2 separate regions of the Homo sapiens genome follow, and region 1 is linked to region 2. The links are chromatin loops, found by intact Hi-C in ENCODE. Cell type or tissue: K562. All regions are shown on one strand. Links, peaks and the distances in the headings refer to the core of each region. The heading gives the core; the rest is flanking DNA. Region 1 holds the start of MINDY3 (MINDY lysine 48 deubiquitinase 3). Region 2 overlaps MINDY3 (MINDY lysine 48 deubiquitinase 3).

The links. Hi-C counts contacts between places; a loop is a spot of excess contacts. Peaks named below come from ENCODE experiments on the same cell type or tissue, not always from the same donor. Only the 100,000 strongest peaks of a DNase experiment are listed, where the experiment ranks them.
Region 1: it touches region 2 in a loop (2.6-fold over the local background); 3 of 110 quality-filtered maps call a loop at or near these places.

What each region holds. Positions count from the first base shown.
Region 1 is chr10:15,854,741-15,870,673 of GRCh38, reverse strand. MINDY3 (MINDY lysine 48 deubiquitinase 3) reads left to right here and starts at 10,167. Exons shown (of 15, transcript NM_024948.4): 1 at 10,167-10,468. The coding sequence starts at 10,375. It overlaps LOC124902383 (a long non-coding RNA gene), which reads right to left. Exons shown (of 4, transcript XR_007062071.1): 4 at 11,874-12,751. RefSeq lists an enhancer at 10,376-10,425. In K562, for the core only: no CTCF peak of the experiment used is centred there; DNase peaks (open chromatin) are centred at 10,113 and 10,663; H3K4me3 peaks cover 2,527 bases.
Region 2 is chr10:15,799,919-15,815,851 of GRCh38, reverse strand. All of the region lies in intron 10 of MINDY3 (MINDY lysine 48 deubiquitinase 3), which reads left to right. All of the region lies in intron 2 of LOC124902383 (a long non-coding RNA gene), which reads right to left. Among named protein-coding and RNA genes, the nearest start is that of MINDY3, 53 kb to the left of the region's middle. RefSeq lists an enhancer at 945-1,094. In K562, for the core only: no CTCF peak of the experiment used is centred there; a DNase peak (open chromatin) is centred at 6,171.

The DNA of each region.
Region 1 (15,933 bases), core at 7,984-11,983, 51 kb before region 2:
GAGTTAACATTTGTAACTCTTAAACAGGGCTGGCTCATAGTAAATGCCATGCAAATGTCTGTTAAATAAAAATAAAATACATAAAATCCACCCTCCACCTTTGCCTCCTGAGTAGCTAGGACCACAGGCGCAAGCCCGGTGGTGAGCATACCCTTAATTTTCATTTCACTGGTGAAAAAACTGAGGAAGAGTTAGGTAAAGCAACATTCTCAAAGTCACATGTCTAGTAAGAATTTAGACCTTGGAATTTTATCCCACCTAAATTATCACATAAGAATAATGACAGAACAGGTCAGGGGTGGGGGTACACGCCTGTAATCCCAGACCTCCAAAAAATTAGCCAGGCATGGTGGTATGTGCCTGTAGTTCCAGCTACACTGGAGGTTGAGGTGGGAGGATCATTTGAGCCTGGGAGTACAAGGCTCCTGTTAGCCAAGGTGGTGCCACTGCACTCCAGCCTGGGCTACAGAGTGAGTCACTGTCTCCAAAAAAAAAAAAAAAAAAAAAGAATGACAAAAATGACAAAAATAAGCACCTTCTTTACAAATCAAATCAATGTTTAATGACAATAAAATTTATCATTACAAGAATTCAAAAACTATATGCTTTATGAAATGGGAAAAAAAATCCAAAAAGAAAGAAAGGTAAGCAAAGAAAGTGACAACTAGGACAGTAAACCTGAACAAACCTTGACTATAAAAACATAACACATATGAAGACTAATTATAGAGATTACACAAAGGTGAAGTAAATATTGGACACTGCCTTTCTTCTAATATGATCTTACAGATTAAATGAATTATTTGTTAGATAGATATAACAACTCTAAATGTGTGAATATCAGATATATAATATAGCAATATCTAAAGCAGTGCTCGATACAACAGCAAGAAAAGTATTGACAAATCCACCTCAACAGTGGGAGATTTAACAATCTCCTAAGTGATTAACTAGATTTAAACATTTTTTAAGGCTGTGGATGGATAAAACAATTAACTAATTTCTTAAACTGTTAGTAATACATAAAATCCTCTACCAAAAAATCAGAGAGCTGATAATTCTTCTCAATTATGCATGAAATTTTTAAAAAAGTTGACCATAAACTAAGCCTAAAAGTAACTTTCACCAAATACCAAAGTATCAGGATTATAAAAACAATTGTCCTCTGAACAAAACATAATTAAATTAAAACAATAATAAACAGATAACTCTAAGAGACGTCTGAAGGTTTAAAATCTACTTGTAAATAACAAATGGGTTAAGGAAAAAAATGGGAATCATAAAACATTTGAAATGAATGGTAATTATAAAAGTAGTATATATCAAAATTTGTATGAGACTTAGATTGTAATTTTATAGCACTAAATGTTATATTAGAATGCAGTAGGAAGGTTGAAAAATAATGAACCAATCATCCAACTCAAGGAGTGAGAAAAACAACCACCAAAAAACAGAAGGTGATTATTTTGCAACTCTCAATGGAATAATTGATTCAAGCAAGAATTTTTAGTGGCTGCTAAACCATTAAATAAAAGGCTAACAGAGAATTGAAATGACACAGAGCTAAGGTAGAGCCCACAGGTTACTTGCAGGGCGACACCTTACATGAATAATCAATGTTAGCAACACTAGTAATTAGATGACCAGCTTTTGGTGTGATGCAGTAAGAAAAAACATAACATTATTCTTAAGATATTCTTGCAAAGAAGTGTTTTGCCATCTAATTAATGTACTCAAATTAAATCGAATCAAATCTTTCCATCTAAACTTCCGATTTACGCGAAATTCCAAAACCTAAGCAAGGTACAAATCAAACATTCCTACAAGGAAACAATCAGACAAGGAAACAATCAGAATCAAACGTTCTAAAGGAAAATTGATACCATCTCTTCAACAAATTAATGTCATGAAAAAACAGGGGAAGAGGAATGTTCTACGTTAAAATATTCTTTAGAGAAATGCCATATGTTGTCATTGATCAAATCGTGACCTGTCAAAACTAGCTCTAAAAGGCGTTGTAAAACTTAATGGAGACATGCAGATAAAGAGTGATAATAAATTACTTTAGGAAATTATTAATTTTCTTGGATGTGATAATGTGGTTGTGTGGGAATGTTTTAATTTTCAGAGACGCATTCTGGAATAACTAGGGAAAAATTGTTATCACATCTGTAATCAGTTATTTTAAAATTTACCAAAAATAGATGAAACAAATGATTTAATTATTAAATCTAGGTGTGACAGGTGTTTATTATACCTTTCTCTCCATTTTTTCATATGTTTGACATTTTTAATAACACATTTCAAAAATAAAAACCAAAGAATGTAGAAGCAGCCTTGGGGGCTCTACTGTTGTTTGCTTTTGAAGGTGCAAAAGACCTCTGTCTGTCCATCTAGGCTCCAATCCCGCCTAAGGCTGCTTCCCAAAGCCGCAGAATGTTCAACACAATGCCCAGGGGCAGACGTCATTCATTCTTCAACAAGCATGACCTTCTGCCTGGACAGACGCCATGCTGCTGATCATGACATGAATTGAACCAGGGAGTTTGTTAATGATCATATGCCTTTTCCTACCCGGGTTTTCTATGCAACATTCCAATATCAGTTTTTAGCCAAGCAAATCTGGACAGCTTCTAAGAGAACCAAGAAAATTGGGAGAGAGACTGGGATAAAATTAAAAGCAGTTTCAACTCATAGAATCAATTTTGTTTTACTATCACTGACTTAGTTCAAAACTGCCAGACGTTCTTTTCTGGGCATCCAAATCCATTCAGTTTCTGAGCTTTCCCCAAAAGAAATTGTCATTCTTCTTCCAGACTATGGAAGAAGAGTTCAATATTGTACCATAATCCCCTGCCTTAGCCACAGTCTCTCTTTCCAATTTGTTACCCATGGTCAAGAAGGTTGCATATAATACAATAAGATATTTTGGGAGAGAGAAAGAAAGAGACCACATTTATATAACTTTTACTACAGTAGATCGTTATAATTGTTCTATTTTATTATTAGTTATTTTTGTTCTTCTCTTACTATACCTGATTTATAAGTTAAGGTTTATCATACGTATGTATGTATATGAAAAATCATAGTATTTTTAGGATGAAGTATTGTCTGCAGTTTCAGGCATCCACTGGGGGTTTTGGAACGTATCCCTCATGAATTTTTGCCATATTGGCAAAAGTTAAGCTGCTGGATTTGATATGTTTTTATTGGAGTCTCAATTCATCCAGAGGGGATTTGATCAGTGCTGTGAGGGAGTCACAAACATGCACAAAAGTAACAGTACTAGAGAAAGGTCTTAAGGATTAAGGGCAGGGTGTGCTATAGAAGTCCAGAAAAATGCTAAGTACAGAATTGAACCTGAGACAGGCTATGAATCATGAAGCTTTATTTCTATTAGTCTTTTTATGTATTCTTTTTGCCTTCCTTTATTATATTGAATAGAAGTGATGGTTGTAGGATGTCTTATATTGTTGCCATTCTAAAACGGAAATTTTTCTTCATTAAGTATGTTGTTGCTACAGACTTTTTGATTTTTGGTATGCATAGATTCCACCTAGATTCCTTTCATTGAACCAGTCGGTATATCCATCCCCCAGCTACTGTAAATTCTTGGCAGTTCAAAGTTTTTAACTGTCTCTTTCTACAAGGAGTAATTATCCTTGACCAAACTAGAGCCACAGGGACAATCCATGGCTAATCACTGACTGATATTGAATTGCAAAGACTGTCTGCTTTTTAAGTGCCATTGAAATGATAAGGAAAGAAAATGACAGGCTTGTATTTATTAATCAGCAACCTAAGATGAAATATGAGAGTCAAAAATGGTCCCTGGCAGCATTTAAAACAAACACGCAAAACCAAACAAAACTTACTTCCTGCAGTGGCAGAAACAAACAAAGCTGAAGGCCAAGGCAGAATTTATTTTTTGAGAGTAGGAGAATTTCAGAAAAAGCTGAATTTTCTTTGTCTTGGTGAAGGTCCTAATAATAACCAAGTGGGATCTTAGAGACTGGGGATGGGAACATCTAGCCTGAATTTCTCTTTATGTGTGCCTGTCCATAGACAACTTGAGTACCCTCACAACATGGCAGCTGGCTTCCCCCAAAGAAACAGAGCCACGAAACCAGGCAGAAATTGCAATGCCTTTGAAAATCACATCCCATTACTTTCACAATATCCAGTTGGTCAGGCAGTTGGGGTCTTTTCAATGTGGAAAGGAACTACCCAAGGACATGCCCATCAAGAGGCATGGTCACTAGTTGCCACCTTGAAGGCTAGCATTAAGAACATTTGTGATTCATGGAAGGATATCAACGTATCAACAGGAACAGGAGTTTGGAAGAAATTGATTCTAACTTTCATAGATGACTTTGAAGGGATCAAGACTTCAGTGGAGAAAGTAACTGCAGATGTGGTGGCAATAGCAAGAAAATGGGAATTAGAAGTGGAGGCTGAAGGTATGACTGAATTGCTATAATGTCACAATCAAATTTTAATGGATAAGGAGTTGCTTCTTATGGATGAGCAAAGAAAGTGGTTTCTTAAGATGGAATCTACTCCTGGTGAAGATGCTATGAACACTGTTGAAAATGACAATAAAGGATTTAGAATATTCCATAAACTTAGTTGATAAAGCAGCAGCTGGGTTGGAGAGGATTGACTCCAATTTTGTAAGAAGTTCTACTGTGGATAAAATATTATCTCATGCCACAGAGAAATCTTTTGTAAAAGGAAAAGTCAATCAATACAACAAACTGTCTTATTTTAAGAAATTTTCACAACGACCCCAATCTTCAGCATCCACCAACCTGATCAATCAGCAGCCACCAACATGGAGGCAAGACCCTCCACAAGTAAAAAGACTGCAACTTGCTGAAGGCTCAAATGGTCATCAGCATTTTTTAGCAGTTGAGTATTTTTTAAATTACAGTATATATGTCCATTGTCTTTATTAGACATAATGCTATTGCACATTTAATAGACTATGGTGTAGTGTAAATATAACTTTTATATGCACTAGGAAACCACAACATTTGTGTGACTGGCTTTATTGCAATATTCACTTTATTGTGATGATCTGAAACTCAATCGGCAATATCTCTGAGGCATGCCTGTATTTAACATTTAACATTTTTAAGAGACTGTATTAGTTTGCTTGCGCTGCCATAACAAAATAGCACAGACTGGATGGCTTAAACAGCGTAAATTTATTTTCTCGCAGTTCCAGAGTCTAGAGGTCCAAAATCAAGGTGTTGAGAGGTTTGGTTTCTTGCGAGGCCTCCCTTCCGGGCTTGTAGACGGCAACCTTCTCACTGTGTCATTACATGGCCTTTTTGGTATAGAGGGAGACATCATGCACTGGTGTCTCTTTCTCCTCTCTTTGAAGGAAATCAGTCCTATTGGATTAGAATCCACTCTTAGGACTTCATTTCATCTTAACTACCTTCTTAAAGGCTCTATCTCCAAACCCAGTTTAATCAGGGGTTAGGGCTTCAATATATGGATTTTGGAGGGACAGAATTCTGTCCATTACACCCTCCATAACCCGATATTCCTGACTCATCTCTCTTTACTAACACAAATGCTAAGATTCTGCCACGAGAGTATTTTAAGCATAAAATGCACATCCTCCCTTTTTTCTCTAGTCAAGATTTTATCCAGGTCAAACTTCTCTGGTTTTCCCCAGTTCAATGCAGAAATAATTCATACACCATCTTTGCTCCTTTATAATGTTTTGCCTAAATCATTAATAAAACTAACATAAGAATAGTATTTTTCAATGCTTGTAATTCTTTCGTGCCTAATGTTCCCTATTAAATATCACAATCGCTGTATGATACAATTATTAATAAGATCATTTTATGAATGTGGTAACTGAGCCTGAAAGAGAGTATTTATTCATTCTATCACAATCAAGAACATTAAGGAATGAGCTTTTTGTAGATCATGGCACCATTCACTGATATATGAAACATTGAGAGTAAAGCAGGGTTTGTGGGAAGAGTCATGTTTAATTTGGCACATATTAAGTTTGAGGTGCCTATGACACATCCAAGTGTGTAAATATTATATGGTTACTTTATATAGCTAGTCTTGTGTTAATGTACAAGTTGGAATTTTATCTTCTCATTTCATAATGTTAGCACAAGTGCTAAAATGGCAAATGACCTCTTTTATTCTATGTCTTAAAGAATAATGCCATAATTATTTCTCTATTCCATACACGTTTCCGATATTCTTTTTCTCCCCATTATCCCCATACATTTCAAGTTAAAGACAGCCACTTTTTAGAATCATAGAAGTGTACAGGACCTGCAGTGAATATGACCTTAAGAAGTAACCTATATTTAGTTCTCTTATTTTACAGATGAAGAAAGCAAGGTACGGCTAGTTAAATGATTCACCCAACATCACACTTACTGCCCATATGGGGACTAACATTCAGATTTTCTAATTCCATTTCAAGAGACGATTTCATTAGACCCCTGATTCCCTAACAGTATTTTGCAGAACATAAATTATATAAGAAGTTCAGTGAATGAAATGATTCAAATGTGTCTGTTAACATTAAACACAATCCCCACTCCTGGAGAGTTGCAGTGAATGACCTGTTTAAATTTATTTAACCCAGCATTTAATGACACTTCCCCTTTACCACCATGTATTAATGTCAGTAGGAGATGCAATGGGGAGTGCTACACTATGCCACCCTTGAATATGATGTTGGTGAGTCTGAAAGGGACTTGTTTGCTCAGCTGGACAAGTATTATCCTGCTGAGATAAGGTTAGGATGATGCAGAAGGAAGTAGTTTCATTTGCTTTGGTAGATTTATGCTGCTATTGGAAGGCAGAGGACATACAAATGAAAAAGTTTTAGTAATAAATGAGTATGGGATTGTTTTAATGACCCACCTAAATGTTATTAATCTTATGACAGGGTGAGTTTTTGAAATATTTGATTTCTTCTAGGTAAGGAGTAATGTAAATACACTAAATTAGGAGTCCAGGGTTTCCAACTGGAGAATTGTACTTTTCATGTTAGTTGCTAGGAACTAGGCAATAAAGTTGTTGTGCTTTTATCTGGCAAAAAAGTTTGAGGAAAGACAGGAAAATAATTAAACAGAGTTAGAGTTTAATGCTGAGTAATTAATTTTGTTGCCTGAAGTAGTAAAGATGGATAAAAAGAATTCATTATAATGGAAATCTCAGCCCAGTTTTATGGAAGCACCCTGACTTGAATTTGAAAGAAACAGAAGTATTATTAATAAAACTTACATATAAATAGGAAGTGAAAGATTATTAATGCAACCTATATACACCTCAGTGATACAAGTTTAATCGAAACCATAGACAGTCCTGAGAAAAACAATATGCTAAAATATGAAGTGTTATAAATACATGAAAGAACATTTACATAATTTTCCAAGTCATTATAACAAGAGAAAGGCATTTTCATCCAGCACCAGGTATAGATGCAAAACGTGATTCACTTAAATATTTATTTATAGATAATTACTGAATAAGAACAATTTTGATGAATATTAATTTCTATTTAAATGTTATACCTAATGAATAATTAAGCCAATAATTTAAAAGTAAAATATTCCTTGTTAAAGATATGTCCTGCTAATTAAAAAATTTAAAAGATTACACATAAAAATTATAATGTGGGCCAGATGTGGTGGCTCACGCCTGTAATCCCAGCACTTTGGGAGGCTGAGGTGGGTGGATCACCTGAGGTCAGGAGTCGAAGACCAGCTTGGCCAACATGGTGAAACCCCATCTCACTAAAAATACAAAAATTAGCCGGGCATGGTGGCGGGTGCCTGTAATCCCAGCTACTCAGGAGGCTGAGGCAGGAGAATCACTTGAAACTGGAAGGTGGAGGTTGCAGTGAGCCAAGATGGTGACACTGCACTCCAGCCTGGGCAAAAGAGCGAAACTCCATCTCAAAAAAAAAAAAAAATATAATGTGGAAGTGGAAAGGACATTCATATAAATGTCTATCCAGGATTTTGCCAGCATCACTGTAGCTGGAAACTAAGAAAAATCATAGATCAAAAAATTTCTCGTTTAAAAAAATACAGTTTGAAAGTACAATTTTTTGTTTTTTCATAACAAAGTAATCAAACTTATAACTACTATCTATATTAATGTAAAGGAAACAAATGTAGTGTTATATACACTACACCATTAATATTTACATACATTAATGGAGAAAGTCAAATGTGGAAACACTTCTGAACTTAGAAGTCTGCCAGTTATGAGCTCTATGTACATAGACCCTTCTGTGTCTTTCAGGAAGTGGAAGAATTACGTAAATTGTAATCAGCATGCGAATATTAGATATTTAACTGGAGCAGTCAGTACTACTTCCCCGATCTCTCACTTGCTGAGAGATAATGAATTCTTTATTTCCAGTAAAGGCAAGTTTTGTTCCTTGGAATCGTAATTATTGAGATCCAGTGATGTTCAAGGCCCCATGCTAGAATTATGAATAGGCAGCTCTTTGCTTCCATAAATTTATATCCCAAGAGAAAAGCAAATAACTCTTTGCAAATACAATGATGATAGGAATTGTCATAAGCAAGTTACACATAAGGTACTATGAAGCCTCAGAAATTATAATTATTACTTTCAATTGTAATGACTGGAGAAAGTTTGGCATGCACACTCTGACATGAAGGATAGGTAAGATTTGATTTGCAAAAACAAGGCAAGGGATATTCTAAAGGGAATAAAGATCAAAAGGAATGCTATGGCTCTACTACAGGCACTTTGGGCAAGTCCCTGTAATTACAGTAAAGGGTACTGAAGAAATAAAATTAAATTAATTAAAATAAAATTAGAAATAACGTATAAATAGGAAAAAATAGCTAGTAATAAAGCATAAATTAACAAAACCTTATTTGCAATCTAAAAGATTTTAAATTAAGGGTTAATTTTAATTAGCCAAATGCAAGGGTATTCTACAATGAAACTGCATGTTTTTGAAATTAGAGAACATAACGTATTATACTAAAATACAACTGGCTAGAATTTATGGGTAAAAAAGTCAGAACTACTGTTGCATCAAATTCCCACAAAATGGCTTCTTGAGGTAAAAAAAATACCCACTGTTGCATAAATGCCTTCCATGTGCTAGGAAGTACACCAAATCCTTTGTATGTGTTACTTTTTCCATTTATTCCTTACAATATATGAAATGTATGCAATCTCCCTTTTAGAAAGAAAAAAGCCTAGGTAGATAGTAGGTAACTTGCTAGTAAGTGCAAAAGGTAGGAATATGGGCCAGTATGACCCACAGCTTGGCCTCTTAACTATTGCATTACTGCATCCCAAAGTAATATGGTTTCCAAGGAGTACAGAAACCTTACAGAACCAAAATAAAAGCATGTATTTTTTTTTAAATCAGATTTTGCCCTTTCGTTTTAAATTCAAAGCTCGGGCAATACAAGCCCTCTTTTTTTAAGCAGCACAAACATAAGTTTTCACATGAACTCAATTTAACTGCTAGTTAATGAGTAAAACCTAAACTTTAGTCCAGGTGTTGCCCACACACTCTGCAGTGTCAAAAACTGGAGATGAAAATGCTGTAACATTTACAAACAGGTTGCTCTGAATTTGTTTCCCTACAAATACCTTGTAATTCTGCGTTGCAGCTGGTGGAAGCATTTCTAATGCACATTATGCCACATTCTTTGCCATGTTTTTAGGTAATAGTTGGTCTGACTTTGATTTATTGAAGTACAGAGGCGGACAGCCTCCAGCTTATGAGAAGCGCCCTACAAAGGCACGGATGTTACCGCACTGTGACTCAACTATTGCCTTATAGTTCTAGTTTTGCAAAATTAATATTGAAAAATACAAGCAATGGGCATATGTTCTAATTCCTAGTGCCTGGGCCTCAGAGCCTCCAGCTTAGCCCAGAGCAGTGCGTAGAGGAAGAAGGTATTCCTGGAGTTTAGAAACACGCCGACGCCCCTTCCCAATACAAAAACTACCACCCCACCAAAGGGTCCCAGACAGTTCAGAAAGGTCAGAAGCTACTTCCACCGCTTTCCGTGCCTGTTTCCGCCTCCAATTTCACTTCCGGGGAGGGGACTTCCGGGCCCTCAGCCTTAAGGGGCGGGAGTTAAAGAGGAGTCGGAAGTGGCACCAGCACTTCCGGTACGGAAAACTCGCTGCTGCCCCAACCTGGCTTGACAGGCTTGGTCTCTGCAAGTGGCTCTCAGCCCCTTCTTCTTTCCTGCCTCACCTTCCAATTCGTTTGCCGCCGCCGTCCCGCAGCTGCTGTTTCCGGAGTTGCCCCTTCCCCATGTTCCGGGGCAGGAGTCCGCAAAGCGAAGATCCGCCCGCCGGTTCCTCATCATGTCCGAACTGACTAAAGAGCTGATGGAGCTGGTGTGGGGCACCAAGAGCAGCCCCGGTCTCTCGGACACCATTTTCTGCCGCTGGACGCAAGGTACCCTGGCGGGGCTCTCACACTTGCAGCCGCTGCTTCTTTTGCCCTGCGAGAGTCCGCCTGTGACGCCTCTCGCTCCAGCCCCTCGCGTGCCCCGCTCTCTGCCCCAGTCGCCGTGCTCAGCGCTGAAGCTGGACTTTCTAGACACGCCCTGCCTTGCCTTGGTGGGGAGAGTTTGAGTAGGAGAATGGTTACAGCTGCCACTAAATACCCGCAGCGCTCTTTCCATCCTCCGGGCTGCCCTTCGGCTGGGGAGGAGGAGAGGGTGGCCCCTTGCTGGGTTGCAGGGCGTGACACGGAAGATGCGCCCCGTGCCCCGGTGTCACTTTCTCAAGGGGTGCTGTGGCCTTCCGCATCTTTACCCCCTAACAGAGCTGTCTATTGGTGGTGGTTGGTCTATTTTTGGTGAGAAGGAGGGACGTCCAAGGGAAAGTCCAAGTGGCTAATTCCAAAAAGCAGTTTTTTGTTTGTATTGTCATTATGTGGTTAGGCGTGGTAGTCTGTGTATAAACACTGTTATTTGCTAAAAAGTGTACTCTTGGCCCAAAGTATCCCCGTTTTTTATATGGTTTATTATCTGTCACGGTTAAAAAAGGAATATGGATCATAGTACTTCCTCGGCCGGTATGCTTGTAACCCAGACAGGACTTTTACTTACATGAAGAGTCTTAGTACAAATAATAATGAAATAAAATAAGCATTTATTGAATTCTTGCACTGTAACAGGCTGGGCGCTTTATACTAGTAACTATCCCTAATTCTTAAGTTTGGATAGGCAAACAACTGACACATTCCTAAAGGTGACTTAGGAAAGATGATGATGAGGTTAAAACATAACCTTGAGTCAGAAGGATCAATAATTTATGTATGTAAAACACTATTATTATTAAAACATCTATTTAGGGAACACCTGTTCCCGAAATAGATTGGGCGGAATTTTGGCATAGTAAATATAAACCCCTATTTCAAAACGTGTATTTTGTAACAAAAATTCAGGATTTACGTAATCTCTCCCTCCCTCCCACATGTTTGTTTTAAGAGCTGGTAAAATTACAATTACGATGTATTGTTAAGTTGGGATATTTAGTCCCTCACTGTTGCTTTGCAGGCGAAAAAAATTAGTTGTAAAGGTAAATGACTGGGCCAAAGTTGCACAAATCGATAGAACTGGGAGTGGATTCCAGGTCTCTCGATTCCTAATATACCTCTGTTTTCATTATCTTCCTTTGAGTTCCCAAACCCTACATGTAATGACTTGGGCTCTTTTTTTTCACATTCAATTATGTCAGTTACCTAATCTTGGGCTTCTTAGAGGGAGATTTTATTTTAACACTTCCCACTTTGACTTACTTATTCTAATAGTAAGCAGCTCTAAAATACTGTGAAAGACTAAGAAAAAATTTACTTCCATTGTAATCAGTTAACATTTATTAAACATTTTACAAAGTAGAATAAGATAATATTCAGCCCTGTTTATATTTATACTGTAATGCAAATACAAGGAAGATTCAGGGTGGCAGTTCTAGTAATGGTTAAGAGCACAGTCTGGAATAGATGTACTTGGTTCAGGTTCATGTGATTTAGCTTATTTAAGCCTCAGTTTCCTTCTCTGTAAAGTACAGATAATAGACCTTACAGAGTTATTGTGAGGATTAGAGGCCATGTAAATAATTTAGGTGCTTAGCACACTATCTGACGTATAGTGAACACTCAGTATATGGTAGCTGTTTTTATATTATTTTAAAAAGTGTTTAATTGTAGACTATGCCAAATTCACTCTTTGGCTTTTTCCTGACAATTACAATAAGTTGTTTATTTGATGGCTAATCATTATTCTAAATAGAACTTTATAATGACTTATTAGAACGCTCTGCCACCTTTAATCATGCAGAAATTCTTTAACAGGATTAGTTCCATCAGTACCATTTCAAAATAAAGGATTTCTTTCTTTTTTTCGTTTACAGGGTGCAGTTAGTTATATTTTGGATATGTAGCTCTTCAAGGCCTTACACTGATTAAGATTTTAAGGCAACCAAACATATATTTTTGAAGTTATCGCCTCTGAATCAGAGGGGTCCTGTTACTGGTTTTGATATGTTAACTGTTGTATTCATTTGTTTGTTCTTTGAGGCCATTGCTAAATATTGCTGTGGCAGTCCTTTGGGATTGTGGGAACAGGCACAAGACACTGCTTTGCTGCATTACTAATGTGACATCAACTCTGGCTTTATTTCATAGTCTGTGATCGTGTCTTCAGTTGACAACTGCAGTCTCATTAGTTTTCTGGAAGCAAGATACAGATGTAAGATGTTTGGCATGAATATTTATACAATTATGTCTAGAGATATTTCATCTATAAAATTATATTGATTGATCAAGTTAAATTCTTTTGATATGGTTGTTAAAACAATAAGCTGCAGGAGTGGCACATAGTTGTTTTTAATTGGCTTGACATTTTTAGATAATTCTCTTCTACAAATCCCTGTTCGTTTTAAAAAATGCGGGGTGTTTTTTTTCTTCTTCTTTTTTTGGGCAGTTTTAATTTTAAAGGCAATAAGCCATGTAATTTAAGGGCTTAAAGTTGGCAGGGTTTTATTTTAACGTGAAAATTTATTCTTCTCTCTGCTTTCCTCCTGCTCAATTGCCTATAGTACTTTTTAAAGAATAGCATATAATTTTCACTTCCTTAGCTCATTAACACTATTTATCCTCCCCCCTTCCCACAAACTACACCAGTATTCCAAGCTCTTACAGTTGAGAGTCAGTAGGGTGGGAGGGAAGACAAACAGTAAATATAACGTAGCATAAATTACACATGTACAATAAATAGTTTGAAGATGAGGAAATACAGAGTTCTGGGTGGGGTGTCCTGGTCAGGCCTCATTTTAAGATGAGATTTGAGCAAACACTTGGAGTCACTCAGCTAGTCATGCAGAAGTCGGAAGAAAGAGTGCTCCAGGCAGAACAAATGGTAGTTATAAAAAACTTCACAGAAAATACACTTGGTCTGTTTAAGGAACAAGAAGGAAGTTAGTGTGGCAGGAGGGGGAATAAAGGAAAAGGAGAGTAATAAAAGATGATATAAGAAATGAAATGGCCCAAATCATATAAAGCTTTCTAGGCCATTAGAAGGACTTTCACTCATCTTATACATGAAATAGGGGTCCTTCGAAGGTTTGAAGCAAAGGAGAGATACTACTTGACAAGTTTTTAAAGGACTGATCTGCCTGCTGTGTTTGAGGATAGACTGTAGTGGATTGGGACAGCAAGATCAGATAAGAGACAATGGCAGCAGTCCAGGGGAGAAAAGATGCTATCTTGGACCAGAGTAGTGGTAGTGGAGATGGTAAGAAGCGGACAGAGTGACCACAACCAAACAGAACCAAAATAAGAATCAGCTAGACCTAACAGAAGTAGTATTTCTTGTATAAATAAAAACATTTTGACTTATTTGGAATTTATTTTCTTTTCAATATTGATTGCTTAGCTCAGTGTTTGGCAAACTTCTTTAAAGGGTGAGTGGCCTTTTTATTGCCTCTCAGCTCATTAATGGTATTGCAGCAAAAGCAGCCATGGTTAGTATGGGTGTGGCTGCATTCTAAAACATGAAAGCAGATGAGGGTTGTAGTTTGCTGACGCCTGAGGGAGAGTGTAAACTCTTATAGCCATTTTTCCTTCTTCCAATTATTTTCCTTCTTCCAGTTATTTTATTGTTTCTCCTAAAGACTAGTCAGAGAGAGATTTATTTTTGCTATTTGTAGCAGTACAGTGGGTGGGTTTTTTTTTTCTTTTTCCCCAGGGGAAGAGGGGCGTGTAGGTGTAGTTGATTGAAATTAGAGCTTTGGGCTTTCAGTGTAGCACAATTTTTGTTACGTAATATGAAAAAAAGATATTTAACAAATAACTTAGGAAAATTGAGGGATCCATTAAAATATAAATATAAAATATATTAGGAGTTAATACAGTTGGGTTAATTTAAGGTTTAAAGGCGTGTTTGGGTATTTATTTTAATGTGATTTACTATTTTATCAAAGTAATAAAATGACACACCAACATCATTAATTTTTCTTCCAAAGTGAAGCTAATACTGTGGATCACATCGTTTAAAAGTTTTTTTGTTGTTTTTGGAAGTTTTTAACATTCTCTTATATATATTTTTCCTTTCTTCAACATACCTAAATTATAATTTGCCTAACAACCAATATTTCTTAATTCGTAATTGGTAAGCATATATGACAAAATTAATTCCTTGGTACTTTGAATATATAATTTGTTTTATTATTCAAATACTTGAAAGTATCTGTGATAATATCTTATATTTGTACTATATTTTACAGCTTATGAAAATCTTACCTAATCTTTGCAACAACCCTGAAAGATAGGAAAGAACAAATGTAGTTATCCTCATTTTTTTAGATGTGAAGTCCAATTGAGATATTTGACTCAGCCAGGATGTCAAACTAAGTCTTTCTATAGCCTTGTTTACATGGAAGGCTAGAATTGTAGAAGGTATAGTTGTCAAAATGGTGTGCAAAATGTGTATATGTATAGTAAGTAATATGAAAACAAGAGATTGAAAAATTGCGATGAGGTTCATGGCTCAGGTTTACCCTGGTTCTGAGCTATAAAATGTGAAAATGAGAAAGATTTTTCTGTGATCTGTAGTACTGTGTAATGTGATACAAAATTGTCTACGTAGGATTAGGTGTTTTAAGATGGGTAATTTCAGACGTAATCAGGAAAAACGGCCATTTATGGTAAGTTAAGTCCTTTTAAAACTAGGAAATAATTTGAGTATGAGAACTCTTGAGAAGAAAAGTAATGCTGTGTCCTGAGAAATTCAAACTTAAGTAAAACCTTATTATGAAAAGAGAAGTCTACTCAGCATAGTCCTGTTTTAGGATAGAATACTTAATTTTCATTTAGCTGACTTTATTTCATTTTGGCTCTACTAGCCTTTGTCCGTTATCAGTTAACACACTCAAACATGTATACTGGAATTAAACAGAATTTGGCATGAAGCATAACTGCTTAGAATTCACTCCATGGGCTTTTAATATTAAAAGTACAAAAGCAACTCACTGTAACGCATTTCCAACTGAAAGCCCCACCTGTGGATAATTGAGTTACATGATTTAAATTTTTAAGGAAGGCAAGATCCATTACTAATTCACACTTTAATTTCATACACGAAAAGTTTAGCAGATCTTAATTTTGCCTCTGCACTTGGGTACAACACTAGGGTCCCTTTCCTTATTCTCAGTAGAAGAGCTGGCCAAACAGTGAAGATTTCATCTCTTGTTCCTAGGTTGGACCTTAAATTTGGTTGTTTTAACATAACCAGAAACCTTAGTTGTCACTTTCTTATTAAATTTGTTACATGTATCTTCTCTATTCCAGTTCTCCATTTGTCCTATTTTTGATCTCCCAGGCTGCTGTGTATTGCTGGAGAAAATTGTGTCCAG
Region 2 (15,933 bases), core at 3,907-7,906:
CAGCCTTGCCACTTCTTAACATCTCTCAGCCCCCTTTCCTGTGTCTTTAAAATAGGGATTCATAATAGTACCTAGCTTTTAGAATTGTTGTCAGGCTTAAATACAAAGTATTTAGCAGTGCCTAGTACAAATTAAATGCTGAGTAAATTTTAGCTGTGGTCATCGTCATCATCATCATCATCATCATTTTTAGTATTCAAGAAACATACGTTAAACATCTCTGGGATCATAGGTAACTTGATAGGTTGCTGAATGTTCGTAGGAAGATACAGAATTGTATTTTAGAGGTTTCTTCATTGTGATGTGCTTTCCTGATTACTCCTTGAGCTTTTTGAGCATGTATAGTCAATGAAAGTTTATTATTTGTTTCTGTAGAAAGTACAAGTGGTATAAATTATACTCTAGTCTGAATTGACAATGCTAAGTTTCGTGAATGTAATTATGTCTTACTGTATTTACTTTTATTGTGTTGGCAAAAGTCCAGATAGGGGTTATAGAGCAAGATACATAATTGCCTTTTCTCAAGCACGGAAAGCTTTAAAATTAAATGCTAAAAGTACAGAGTTACTGATACATTGCATTTAGTTTGAAAGCTTTTGCTATTTATTTCCTTCCTGAAGTAGAGAGAGGAAGTTAAAAAGCACAATGTGAACTACAAAAACTGACAATTACTAATTCCTGAGTGAGGATTTCATTTTATAAATTACCATAAAAGAAAATTAATTCTGACTTACACACAAAAATGTATTTTCAAACCAATTTTTAATCATGTTTGTCTGCAACCTTATTCTTTAAGGAAAACTAATTATATGAAACTAAAAGTGTTGAATATAAAAGATGACAATATTTTAAATCTTAAATTTTATAATTGATGTTTAAGAAATGATTTTGTTGTCAGAACAGTAGGAGAGATTTCACAGAAGGTATAATACAAGGAACAGTGTCGAATGAGCTGTGAGTCTGAGGACATTATCTGAAAAAGTTAGTGATGTTGAGGGAGTTCCCAAGAGTGAAATAGGCCCTTCTTTTTATGAGTACACTCTTCCTACCTGTCCTGATACTTTTGTGGTTCCCATAGCACTCGCCCATTGTGCTGTCGCATGTGTCAAACAGCACACAGTTTCTAATTCCCATACTGTTTTCTGCGTGTCCCATGGCAGCCAGTGAACTTTGTCTAGGGCAGGGGCTGTCTCTCGCCCACCTTTTTATTCATAGATCCCTGTCATGTGCAATAACGTGTTGAATTAGAGACATGGAGTTAAGAGAAAAACACAAAAACTCCTGCCATGTGGGTGTAGAACTCTTGAATTTTATACTAATTGTTACTGTTTTGAGACTTACCTGTGTAGTCTCAGGATCTAGTATATAGTCTGGCACACTAGGGGTGGGGGGAATTATTAGTTGAATGAATAAAACTTTTGTACAAATTTCCCGCATTTGGGTTCCAGTGACGTTTATATCCCCTAAGAATATTTTACACGACTCATTGTGATGCTTCATTGTGTAGTATCTATAGATACTTTCTTAGAGTAGTCAAATTTGGATTGTTTGAGATGTTACCTTTAAGAGGAGTTCCCAGTGAAGAGTTGTTTTTTCCCCTTGAAATAAAAGTAAAACAAAGCTGGAAGTTCACCTAAATGGTAAATAAGAACAATAATACTTGATCACATTTATTGAGTCCTGTTTTAGATTTGTTAAATATAAACTGATGTTCATATAGTCTTCACCACATAAAAAATACTGGAAATTTCGCTCTTCTTAAAATTATAACAAGAATCATTATTCGGCCATTCCTTCTTTAACATTTCTGCATTTGAGCAAGCAGTTTTGGCTGTGGGTTTTTCTTTTTTCTTTTTCTTTTTTTTTTTTTTTTGAGTTTTGGTGAGTTTGCTTTATTATACATTCAGTGGCCTGAAACAACATTGTTTTAATTTTTCCCCAGCAGTTCCTTGTAAATATTTATGTCTTTTTTTATAAAACTGATATGTTTGTTGGTGTATTTCATGTGCTGACTTCTTTGTTCTGGTTACAATTAAGTAAAAAAGTATATTTTATTTGCATAATTTTTAAGGCAGTCTGTAATTTGGCGTTGTGAAATGCCTGTGAAGAACAGTGGAATTCTTTGTGTGCCTTATGCGGTGAAGGTGGTAATAGTTGCAGGTTTCTTCATTCATTCATATACTCATTTATGAGCTTTTTACTGGATTATAGTATGTGCCTGGCATTATGCCAGGTGTTGTGAATACAGTGGTGAGCAAAAATAGATATGGGTCTGTTCTTAATGGAGGCGGACATTCTCCTTGAGTTACTCAAGGATATATAAATAATCACATAAATTTACAAGTGTGATGAGTGCTGACAAAGCACAGGTCCATAATGCTGTAAGAATTTATTGTAGTTTTGGAAAATTGGGATGTTTACTTAAAAAATTGATGCCTAAAATGAGAACCTGAGGTATCAGATTAAACCAGAGGAAGAGAGGGGAAAGAGCATTCTCTACATGACAAATAGAGCAAATTCATGCCTGAAGAAAGAAGGACAGACAGACAGATGAACTTGGGTGAGAACAAACTGAAAGACAAGGGCTGGAGGGAGCACTGAGAATTAGGGGGACAAGGTGTAAGATGAAGCTGGAAGAATAGCAGGCCATGTTACTCTTTGATACTAAGAGTTAGGACAACTAGACTTGTTAAAAATTGGTAGTGGGAGTAGTTTTGGGGGAGGTGGGAAGGAAGGGAACAGGATTAAATTCACATTTGTAAAAGATAACTCTAGCTAATTGTGGAGAATGGATATATTGAAGGATAACCCAGGGAATAGGTAAAAAAGACTTCTCTAGTTCTATTTCAGGTAAGCAAAGAGTACAATTTGGTCCAGAGTAGTGAGGTAGAGAGGAAAAAAGTGCATGGATTTCAGAGATTTACTCCTGAGGTAGAATGACAGGACTGGGTGATGGATTGGATTGGCAGCGGAGGGGTAGAAATGTCTAATAAGATAGGTGTGGCTAATGATTAGATCTTAGAGCTTTAGAAAATGTGTACTTAGCAGCTTTGCTGTTGTTGAATGTAACTGCTTGTTATTAAAGCAATTTGTTCACTGTATGCACATCACGTAATAAGTGGGATTGGGGAAATAAGAGGTACCTCTCAGACAGGCATGTGGAGAGCTATGCTGTAGCTTCTCTGACATGACTTTCTTCTTGTATTTCCCTCCAAAGAGCAGTGATGGGAGACAATCTGTTATGTAGACTGATGCACCACGTAGAAACTGCTTAGTTTTTAAATTTAAATTTAGCACTAGTGAGAGCTGTCAGAATCCTTTGACCCACATCTATTCTTTATGCCAAAGGAACCAGTCCATAGAGGAATTAAAAACTTTTCTAATATTGCATGGGTAGGAAGGCAGAAATGTGATAGCTAAGATAGAGTAAAATATCAGAAGCTGTATTGAATTTAACCTTCTGTATGGGGTAAAAAGATAATGTGTTAAGTGAATTAATAAAGTAAAAGATGTTGTGAGTAATATTTAACACATGAATAATTGAGAAGGGATAATTATACTATTTCCCAGAAATTATAGAACATTGAAATTTATAGAATAAATCAAGAATTGGCCGGGCGCAGGGGCTCATGCCTGTAATCCTAACACTTTGGGAGGCCGAGGCAGGTGAATCACGTGAGGTCAGGAGTTCGAGACCAGCCTGGCCAACATGGCAAAACCCATCTCTACTAAGAATACAAAAATTACCCAGGCGTGGTGCTGGGCACCTGTAATCCCAGCTACTCAGGAGGCTGAGGCAGGAGAATCACTTGAACCCAGGGGACGGAGGTTGCAGTGAGCTGAGATTGTGCCACTTCACTCCAACCTGGGTGAAGGAGCAAGACTCCATCTCAAAAAAAATAAAAATAATAAAAAAATTTAAAAAATGAAAAATTAAGCATTATTGCAAATGTACATGGAAAACTGAATTAAGCATCTAATTAGAAAGTTTTATTCTGAAGTTTTAGGTTATAAATACTAGTTTTATATGTTCTGTACACATGTAATTAAATTTTTGTAGGAATGAAAGCTTCATGTATTAGACCCTAGTAATAAGGAGAAAGTGCACATATGTTATTTTTTTTCCTGAAGCAAATTAGTGGCTTTGGGCAAAAATTATGAGTAATGTTAACTATATTATAGGTAAGATGAAGCACAAATTGACATTTTCTTAAATAGTAGCAGTTTTGAGTTCTATTCATTTTTCATGATTTAAAAGTATTGTTAATCAGTGACATTCAAATACATATACCACTGCTTTAAATACATTGCAGTTTTGGAATAATTTGTGTTTGTGTTGTGTTAGAAGTGAATATCACTTCCAAAATTTTCAGAAATATTAATCTATACATAGTCTCATGACTAGCACTGAAAATACTGTGATGGCAAGTGGTTGATGGCTTTGGCTCCTTTTTCTAAATTTTGTAAGTAAATTTTTCAAAAAATATATTTTGGTATATTTATATACAGGATGAACTAAGGTCTCAGCGATTAAATATGATGAAAGTAGTATAGTATATTGGCTAAGTTTTAAAATTATAGCATTTTTCTTTCTCAGAAAAAAAATCTTTGACATTTCAACTTCGGTTTTATTGTGAATTATGTTTATTTAAATTTGACTTGATTTTCTTATTGAGTTGTTTTTTCTTTTCTTCTCTACCCTTATTCCTAACCTGCTTTCCTTTAGAAGTCGAAGCTTGTGGCCCGTGTTCATTTGCATTATCAAAATAATTGGCAGAGTTTGAAAACTGAATTTTTCCACATCTTTGCCAATACTGGATCATTAAAATTATTATTATAATCATCCTAGTGGGTGTTAAGTGGTAATTGTAATTTTGATTTGCATTTCCCTAATGACTAATGAGCATCTTTTTATGTGATTGTTGTCCACTTCTAGACGTTCTTTGGATAAACGTCTGTTCAGGTCCTTCGCCTGTTTTTTAATTGGGTTGTTTGTCTTTTTGTTATTGAGTTATAAGAGTTTTTTAATATATTCTGGGTACTAGATTCGTCCTGTATATTTACTTGTTTTCTATATTATCTGTCTCTCTCTGTAGTAAGCTCTGTGATGGCAGGATTTTTGTGTTTTGTCACCTACTGTTTGCCAGGTCCTAGAGCAGTGCCAGGCATAGTGTAGGTGCTCAATGACTTTTTGTTGACCAAATACATTATAGAACACACTGTAGATCCATCTTAAAAAAATTGTGAGATGACCATGTTATTACTTGATAAGTTGGGGGTCGGGAGGTGTGCTTAAGATGGCTGAATAGTCTTGGATCATCAGAATTCAATAGATCTCTATCTTACATGGAGGGCAAATAGAAAAACTAGCTTTTGCTATCCTACCTGACCAATTCAAACCACCCGTATTATTGAATAGAAACAGCTGTCATGAGTATTTACAAATAAGCTTTGTGAAACTACCTATATGCTGTAACATGTTCAAAATTTACTTTCATGATTTGAGGATGGTTAAGAAAATTGCTTCTGTCCAGTGAAATAACCTCTTAACTATCTGTTTTTGTTTTTGAAATGAACAATTTACTTTTAGGACTTAAAGTAATTAAATATAATTTTTTTAAAGGGCACTAGTATAGGTTCATGATTTTAATTTTCAGTGCCAAAGTATTTACTTAATGAACTTATCACTTTATATTTGATATATCCAGTGACCCAGAATTTACCTTTTTAATTGTACTGGTGCCCTCTTCCTGACCTATAATCATCCAACACATTTTGTAGGATTAAAAGAGATTTTTCACAAGTCAGTTTTACTTGAGAATCATCATTAAAAATAAATTTAATAATTTTATGAAGAGGTTGTAAAAATGTTCAGGTTGATCATTTATAACATTTCTTTCATGAAGAAATATAATTTTAAGTTTTTAAATTTAAACCACCATGTTTTATAAATCATATTTTCTGTCTGATATAGAAAGAGTCATCTTTTCCTACTAACCCTCTGTCTCTGTCAAACAACAAAACTGTTATTGTACTCCTTGACATAGTATCCTAAGGAGTCTGGTTGTGAGAAATGCATCTAAGCCACCCTATGTAAATGAGATTTTTGTAGTTACTACTGAGGGAGAATATCACAGAATCTAACTTCAGGAACCTTATAGGAACTGCAGAGTCATCAAGCAGCAGGGTTCCCACAGAACTTCTAATAAGAGGATACGGGTGAGGTGAAATGCAGTACGTAAATGGACCTCTTCAAAGAGGGAAACTTAATTCCTATTAAGTACGATGGAGAACTTTCCAAGCAGGTCATCTGAGCTGTGGCAGAACAAAGGTCTGTACATGGAGACAGAATGTGCCCTGTAGGCATGGGTCTTCAGAAATCGTATCATGGCACTTTCATTGAGGTTACTTGAAAACATGCGAACCTACTGCACAGGTAAAAAGAAATGTATTTTGAAAAGTAGACGCTTAAGGAATACAGAACTTAAACTTTTTGAATTGTTTTTCCTTAATTTCAGAAGAAAAAACTAGCTCTTATTAGATGAAGGCTGTGTAACATTTGTTTTGTAATATGTCAAATATGTTAGGAGTCAGGTCTTTCATAATAATCCATAATTATTTAAGTGTTCAAACATTAGGGCATTTGTCCTCTATTTTCTCCCTAACCATCGTTTTCCTCATTGATTCTTCATCTTTTATTTTTATACTTGGGTTTTAAGAATAATTTATTTGGGTCACTTTCTTAATTTCCCTCGAATTGGGAACTAATTAGGAAATTAATTTTCAATGCAAATTCAAAATGGGCACTTTAAATCTGAAAATCTACTTTAAATATTACTAGAATTTAGAATGTATAAAATGGAAGACATAATAAATGCCTTTTTTGTTTTTACTGTGCATTTGAATCTCAATGTGGAGTGACAGCTGTTGATCCAGTATAAAAATAGTTGGACCCTGCCTATAGCATCTAGTTTCATCTTCAGAAGATCAGTGGCTAATTTGCTTGGTACTCCATTTAAACTCTTCATTGAAGTTGGGGAGATGAGTTTTACATCACTTTTTTGTTCTCTTTTATGGTTATAAAGGGGCTCTATGTGTGTGCGGAACCTCACCTTTGACCTTTCCTTTGATAAAAGCAGTTTTCTTGTCAGGCATGAACACGTGAATATCCATGACAGAACTGTTCATATAAAGAAACTGAATTTAATGCTAAGGAGGAAAAAATTATTTAACTGTTGCTGTGTGAGCTGACATTGTTCTTCCAGTGGGATCTGTTACTGGGAATGTAGGGAGAATTATTTCTACAGCACAAGCTGCTTTTATTACTCCTTGGTGTAACAGGAAAAACACTGCGGTGAACTGTTAGAGCCTTTCTCTCTTAGGTGTTTAAAAACTGGACAGTTCTACATCGACATTTCTCTGCATGTAATAAAACGGTGTTAAGGAAAAGCTGTAAAGTGGTGCTTTATACGTTTACTCTTCCAAGAAAATTCACAGTTGGCATTTTGTGTTTTATTGCAGTTTAGTTACCTCATCCTTTTATCTTAAGTAAATTCTGGAGTTTGTGCATATATTGAGATTTCGTGCCTCATCTAATACAGAAAGGAAATAGGGAAAATGCTAATTATTTGTTCTTGTAGTTTAATCATAACTTCTGTGACTTTTAAGACCTTAAAATAACAACTTAAAGGATCCTGAAGTTAATCTCTTATCTGAACTACTTGGAAAGTCTGGGTAGACATCTGGACAGCTTAATTATTCTCAGTGATTTGAATTATTACAAGTATGTAAATTTTTAATCACAAACTCTTTCCTACCTGCTTAGCACAATTTGGGGCTGTCCCCCATCAGCCATCTAGGATTATGCCAATGACTTGTACCACAATAATACTAAAGCTTTTCATTTTTAATTATTTTGACCAGAAATCTTTCAAAATATAAATGTTCTTGCCTCCTTAAGCCAAGTGAACATCAGTTACCCTTATGTACTCTTTGCCTTATGCAGCTGTATTTGTATATTCTGGTTTTTGTGATTTCCCTGAATTTTCTTTTTCTTTTACTTATTACTTCTCAGTCATCAGTGATGTCAGCCTTCCTGGAAGAAGTCTCTCTTTTCCACTGAATTTTTCTTTTTCTCTTACAATAGTATCCAAATAATTGTCTAAAGATAAAATACTGATGGAAGGGCCTAGAAGTATTCTGTTAGGAATGAAGCCTATGAGTTTTAATTAAGAGTCAGTATCATTAAGCCCACACCCCTAGCTATCTGTTCAGAATTGATAGAAAAAAATCATAGCCAGTAGAGTTGATAGCAGAGTACAAAAAAAGGTCTTGTATGGTTAATAGATGACCGCCACTAAGTCTTACTAAGTTTAATTTGGGGGATTATTGTGTGTGTTTGCACATGCTTTGCTTATGTTATCCTCTGCCCAGAATACGCTTATCAAAGTCTTGCTCAGCATTCCTGGTCCAACCTTCCACCATTCGTATTGTGTCCGCTGATTCTCCTACTCTCTTGTTGCTCCTGTTCTTTCTTCCAACTTCCTTCCTTCTTGTGGCACTAACTGATTTCCCACACTACCTACTGTCACACACATTCAGTATTGTGGTAAGTACTGTTGGAACGTAAGGATTAATAATACATGGTAATAGTTTACTGTGAGTGTTTACTGAATGTTGTCTGTATGTTAGGCAGTATGCTAATTAATCATCTCAGGAGCATTCCTCATTTAATCCTCAAACCAACCCTGTGAGCTGCGTGCCGTTTTCATCTGCATGTTACAGTCTGGGGCCAGTGAGAAAAATGACATCTCCAAAGTTAGATACTAGTGAGTACCAAGGCAGGATTTAAACTCCAGTCTTCTGACTTCTGAGCTATGCATTTAACTACTTCCCTCCCTTAAGAAAACAACTCATTCTGCTAGAGTAGAGTAGACCCTGGAAGAGGGAAGAAGTAGGTGTAGAAAAGATTATACTTGAATGAAAGGACATGGTAACTTTGAGACTGATATGAAGTGAAAGCTGTATAGATGTAGTGTTATAATGGGAAAGTTAATACTGTGTTTGGGGAATAGTAATTGGTAGATGATAGCTAAACCATACTAGTTGTGCTAGGATATTAAGATGAAACCAAAGGTTGACGATCAGCTGTAGGACCAGCTTGAATAATCACATTTATTTACAAATTGTCCTTACTATATGAAAGTCTGTCTTGATATGGAAAGCTAAACAGGAATATCCGTGGCATGAATGTAAAGCAAATTCATGGAAGTAGAGCAGCCTTCTGAATCAACAGTCAAAGCTTCTCTGCACAGCTGTGATAAAATTTTAAATTATAAATGTGAGTACTGTGACTAATTTGTAATCATGCAAACCTTGTTTAAAATTGTAGAAAACGAGGTAGGATTGGTTGGGGGCCCTCACTTTTTGTTCATACTAATCCAAGCCTCCCAAGATTAAATTATTGGTATTGAGTAGACACAGTTTCAGTAATCTTCTTAAGCATTAATTTTCATAGGAAACATGAAGTCTGCGTATGTGGAGATTCCTCCATGTGCAGCTTACATTGTTAAGGTCAGAGTTACTGGATAGCATGAGGGAAGACACAAGAGGAAAATATAGACTGCTCTCAATAGGAAGATCAAATAGAGTACATGTGGCACAAGCAACATACAGCCCCAGCCAGAATATTAGGTTTTAATCCCCTTTGCCAGCTTGCTGCAGTAACCAACAACCCTGACATTTCAGTCCTGTACACAGTGGTACTCAAGAAGGGGGCGATGAGAACAGCCCATCCTGTGGGTAGGAGGAGTGTGTGACTACTGACATTGTTCAGATTTGTCTGCACGTGGTGATGGCAAAAAGGAATTTGAGAATGTTTTAACGTCTCTAAAAGCAATGTACCCTCTTTTTGGCTGTACTGGAGCACACCACAGCCACCATACCTCTCTCCCCAACACACCCAGCCCAAAGCTTACCGCCCTCATAACTTACATGTTGGCTGCAGGTGTGCTCCACGTGTCTCTTTTATTTTAAGATCTGGGCTGAAGGAGTAGCTTCTGCCTGGAATGTGCAGTTCTCATAAGAGAGGGAAAAGAACAAGACTTCTGGCCAAACCAGATAGTGGCACTTAAAGTTTCTGCTAGGAGCTAGCATAATGTCACTCCCAGTTGTATTTCTCTGGCTGAATCTGATGTCAATGAGGCAAGGAAGTAGGCCCATTTCAGAGAAAAGTACTTCAGGTCACTTAGCAACAGACAGTGACAAATAATCCTCTTAGAAGGAGGAAGCAGCAACTAATTGGGAACAATAATATTATCTACCACCATCGATTACCTTGTATCACTAGGTGATTGAACAGTTTAATTCCAGTGATACAAAGAGTCCTAACTTTGAAATAAAGAGGAACTTTATTTTTTCAGGTACCTCTATCTGTATTACCAGTATAACTATTCTCTGTTCACCAGAAACCTTTTAAAATGTAACATTAACTATCCTTCTAAACACCTACTGAATTATAAGGCCTGTGTACAGTGAGTTGGCTGGGGATAAGTAATTCATTACTGAAAAGGTCTTTAAAGTTTATTCTTTAAGCCTTTCATCATTATGAAGAGCAATCTGCTGTCATGAATAATCAAAGAACCTCCAAGAACGTCGTCTAACTTCAAGAAAAGCTTGACGGATTTGTTAAAGTTAGTTGGTCGATTACGATAATTTGGAGAGTCAGCAGCTCACTCATTAATGATTTTAATAATTATGGCACAAGAGTAGATGACATCTGTTGGAAACTTCTTCTCCCACTGCGTTATTTCCACTTGTGCATTTAGAGTCTGTGTTTCTAGAGGAAGAACGTCAGAGGGCTGTCTGCTGTGTTTCCTACCCTGATTTCTCTGCCCATACGACACAGATTGGTGCCTCACAGCAGTGGGCTACTGTGGAGGTGACCTGGGCTTTACACGTTATTTGGAAAATAATGGAAGAATAAGAGAAAAGACCACCATCCTTCCTGCTTTCAGGTATTGGGATTAACTGAATTCTGTTAATCTTGCTGCCACTAATGACGTTCTGTGTTTTGAGATGATGTAATTGACTTAAAATCTATTTCCCAAATTATTTGTTCATAAATACAGATAGTAAGCAAAGACTAAAGGTGAAACATTATAAAGTAAAATTTTGCTTAAAGGTAAATTATACAGCATTTACCTTTTATTTATTTATTGGAGGGACTTTAAACACTATAATATGTTGTCTGCAAGCTAAAATGTCATTTATATATGTGCAGTCATTCTTGAAGTTAGATGACGATGCTCTTGGAGGTTCTTTGATGAATCGTGACAGCAGATTGCTCTTCATAACGATGAAAGGCTTAATGAGAAAAACTTTAAAGACCTTTTCAGTAATGAATTACTTATCCCCAGCCAACCCACTGTACACAGGCCTTATATTTCAGTAGGTGTTTAGAAGGATGGCTAATGTTACAACATTTTAAAAGGTTTATGGTGAATAGTGAATAGTTACACTGATAATACAGAGCTACGTGAAAAGGAGATATCTGTTTCATGATTGTAGGCTATTAGATAGTCCCATTAACAGCTTGGTCCACCTACTTCCATCCCCCGCCCCCCCGCCAACCCTCTGCATTTAAGCTGAGTGAGGCTAGATAATTTTAAAAGCTATATTGTTTTGCAATCCCTGTTGACCAGTAAATTGGTTGAATATAAATTCCTCTGATAAAATCATGTGATTATATCAGACTAATGTAAAGAACTGCTTTTACAATAAAAATAATTTTGATGGTAAATCAGAGCTTAAATTGCTAACTAAAACAGTATGTAATCGTTGAGTCTCATGTGTAGGATCTCTTCCTACTGAGGGTACCTAAAAGAGTTCCAAATGCAGTACATGTTGAAATTTTCTCCTAAGTATTACAACTAGGGATGAAGAAAAGAAAATGCAAGTGTATTTGCTGACCTTGGAATCCCTTTACTTAATTATCATTCGTGGGGTTTTTTGTGTGTGTGGTGGGGGAGTGTAGGATTAGTGTACATTTGTTAGAACTTCATCTTGGAAGATAATTTTCTTAGGATAAATTTAATAAGATTCTTGGAAGTAAAGATAGAGTAGCATGTTTTTCTCTGTTCTATTAGACTGCGACCTTAAGTGCACAGACTGGGTTTTTCTCTACCATCTATTAAGCCTGCCAAATGTTTAAGAAATTATGGTTTTATGTATAGTTAGATAGAGAAAATATACTACATATGGAACCTAAAAGCTGTTGCTATATTAAATTTTGGAAATGGAAAATCTGAGGGTAGAATCCTCCTCTTCACATTTATAAAGTCATTACATTCCTTCTAACTAAACCATTTTATGTACAATAAGAAAAATACGGCAGTTATACCTCTGAAGTGTTTTGTCTTGATTGTAAAACTCTCTCAATTGAATGTAATTCTATACTTGCTCTTCAAACTTGCTATGCAAATATGCAGTATATTGATATATTAATATTAAGTTTGCTACATGGATTAGTCTACAGATCTTTATACTAGGAACCCTGTTTGCAAGTGTTTAAGTTAAATAAATCGGCAAAAATTAGTGTTTATAATTTGAATTAAAATTACAGAGTTAAAAGAACTGCAACATGAAACACTTTAATGGGAATAGAAGGTGGTTTCATAACTTTCTGATTACATCTCTGAACATTTAAACATTACATAAATTTAAACAAGGTTTAAATAAAAGATCATTTTCTACAGTGATCCAAAAAGCATTGTAAACAGTCAAAATAAGCAAGCCAGTAATCACTTTAGAAGACTATGTACTGGTTTTGATTTGTGGAAGAAAACTTCTGGAATGTTTCCATTTGAATTTACAATAATCTCTTGGGTTTTTTCTCTTTTTATTCTCTTTTTTCATCCTCTAGTGTAAACACATCTTTTTTAAGTGGTGTGATTAAGAGTTATTGCCTAAAGAGTTGACCAAATTAGCTGTTAGTAGTATATGACTGAGACCAAAAGAGCAAAACATGATTTTTTTTTTTTTATTGTTCAAGACACAGTTTGTTGTATTAGTAATGACAGTTACAGTTGGTGGTTTTGTTATTTGGAGCCTAACCAGTATCACTGGGTTGTATGTTGGGAGGAAAGAAAGAGTTTCTGTTTAAATAGCTAACAAATGGGTTTGTTATCATTTCCCCACATACAGGGTTTTGAGTTACTTGTTTTACACTTAACTTCAGCCAATAAGTTGCCTTAATTCCTGATATGATTTGGCTTTGTCCCTACCCAGATCTCATCTCGCATAGTAAGGAGGGACCTGGTGGGAGGCGATTGAGTCATGGGGGCTGTTTCCCCCATGCTGTTCTTCTGATAGTGAGTTCTCAGGAGATCTGGTTGTTTGATATATGTCTGGTGCTTCCCCTGCATGCTCTCTCCCCTGCTGCCTTGTGAAGAAGGTGCTTGCTTCTCCTTCGCTGTCTGGCATGATTATAAGTTTCCTGAAGCCTCCCCAGCTATGTAGATCTATGAGTCAGTTAAACCTTTTATTTATAAATTACCCCACCTCAGGTAGTATCTTTATAGCAGTGTGAAAACAGACTAATGCAGTTCGTTTTTGAAAACATAATTGACCCTTGAGTAACATGGGAGTTGGGGTGCTAACCCCCTGCATAGTCAAAAATCCACATACAACTTTTGACTCCCTCAAAAATTTAACTACTAGTAGCCAGTTGTTGGCTGGAAGCCTTACCGTAACCAACAGTAGATTAACACATATTTTGTATTTTATATGTATTATATACTGTAATCTCGTAAGCCGGAGAAAAGAATATGTTAAAATTATAATGAATGTCAGTTTGTATTCTGGCCCTGCTTCTTCTACGTCATCTTCCTCATTGTCCAGCACTGGTTCAGAAGCACTCATCTCTATCAAGCCATCTTCTGTTATTTCTTCTGATGTGGTATCTGTTAGCTCTTGAATTTCTCCAAGATCTTTATCTTGAAACCCTTTACTCTGATTGGCTCTGTAAATCCTATGAACTCATGCACAATATCTGGACACAGTGTTCTCTAGCAGGAATATGTTTTGGGCCAGATGGATTAGCTTTTTCTGTAACAGTGATGGCCTCTTCAGTACTGTAATCCTACCAGACTTCCATGTTGTTCTTGCTGTTGCGGTTCTCTTTAATAGCAATAACCATATCATCTTTTCTGCAGACTACTGTGTGTAATGAGCCTCAAGGGTCCTTATGACCTCCTAATCTAGAGGCTGTATTAGTGATGTTGTGTTTGAGGGCAGTTAACTACTTTGGTGCCTTTGGTGGTGAGCTCATGGGATTCTGGGTGGCCAGGGACATTGTCCAATATCAAAAGAACTTTAAAAGGTGGTCTCTTACTGGCAGGGTACTAGGTAACTTCAGGTACACAGCATTGATAGAACTGATCCAGAGAAAGCATTCTCTTCCAGGCCTTCTTTCTTATACAGCCAAAAGATTGGCAGCTGGTGTTATCTTTTCCCTTCAAAGCTTGGGTTTAGCAGTTTTATAAATAAGGGCAGTCCTGGTCATCACCCTGACTGCATGTGCATAAAACAGTAGCCTTTTCCTTTCTGTCTTAAATCCTAGTGCTTCCTTCTCTTCCTTACTTATAAATGTCCTTTATGGCATTTCCCCCCCATGCCGGAATAGGACACCTTTGTCCACATTAAAAACCTGTTCAGGCAGATATTCTTTCTTCTCAAAGATTTTCTTAATGGTTTCTGAGAACTTAACTGCTGCCTCTTTGTTAGCAGAAGCTGCTTCTCCTGTTACCTTGATATTTTTAAAGCCAAACCAGTTTCTAAAATTATCAAACCATCCTTTGCTGGCATTAAGTTCTCCACCTTTAGCTCCTTTACTTTTGTTTTGCTTTAGCTTGTATAATGACTGCACTTTTTCTTAAATCATATTAGAATCTAAAGGTGTGCCTTTCCTATAGCAACCCTGCACTTACATACAAGTTGCATTTTTTGTACAAGGAGGTATTTTGCAAAAAGCGGAAGGTTTGTATGGCTGCAGCAATGGCTTCAGGAATTTCCTTTTCTTTCTTTACGATATTTATGCTGGATTCATTTATCTTGACATAGTGAGCAACCACAGCAGCAGACCTCAATCCATGGTGCATATCAAGCAATTCCACTTTTTCTTACGTCCTGACTTTGGTTTCTTGGGAGAACTTCCGGCATCACTAGTGGCACTTCATATGGGTTCCATGGTTTTTTTTCAAGAGTTACAGTATTGCACTAAACATGATGAAAAGTATGTGAGAACTGCTTAAGATCACTTTTTACTGTGATGTGGAACTCACTGGAGTGATGGGCTGCACATGCGGAGATGATTAGCGCCATACTTGTGCTCTGAGCAGATACAACACAAGCTCACCACAATAGCATCAGGAGATGGTGATGAAATTATTCCAGTAGTACAGTATGCACTAAAGTTAATTTTATGCTGTTGTGATCTGATACTGCATCTTTACATTCGTTTACATCTCTTGACTGTGAGTGGTGCCAGGTACAGTCCGTATGCCCCTGTTTTGATACATTTTAACTTTTTATAATAGATTTGTGGCATTTCATGGTAGTAGAAAAAATAGACTAGTATCTACATATATTTTATGCATGCATGGCATACTTAATTTTTTCTTAACTTTTGAAAATATCTCTAGGCTGCACAGTTTGCGAGTTTTTCAAATTGTCACAAATTTCCAAGAAAAATTTCTTCCAAGAAAAATTTCCAATATATTTATTGAGAAAAAATTCACATATAAGTGGACCCATGCAGTTCATATCCATGTTGTTTGAGGATCAACTGTACTCGCTTCTTAGTTCTTTGAAGGAATCTGCTTCCATAAGTTTTCAATATTTTCCCTTGCAAGTTCCCCAGCCGTAACCTCAGTC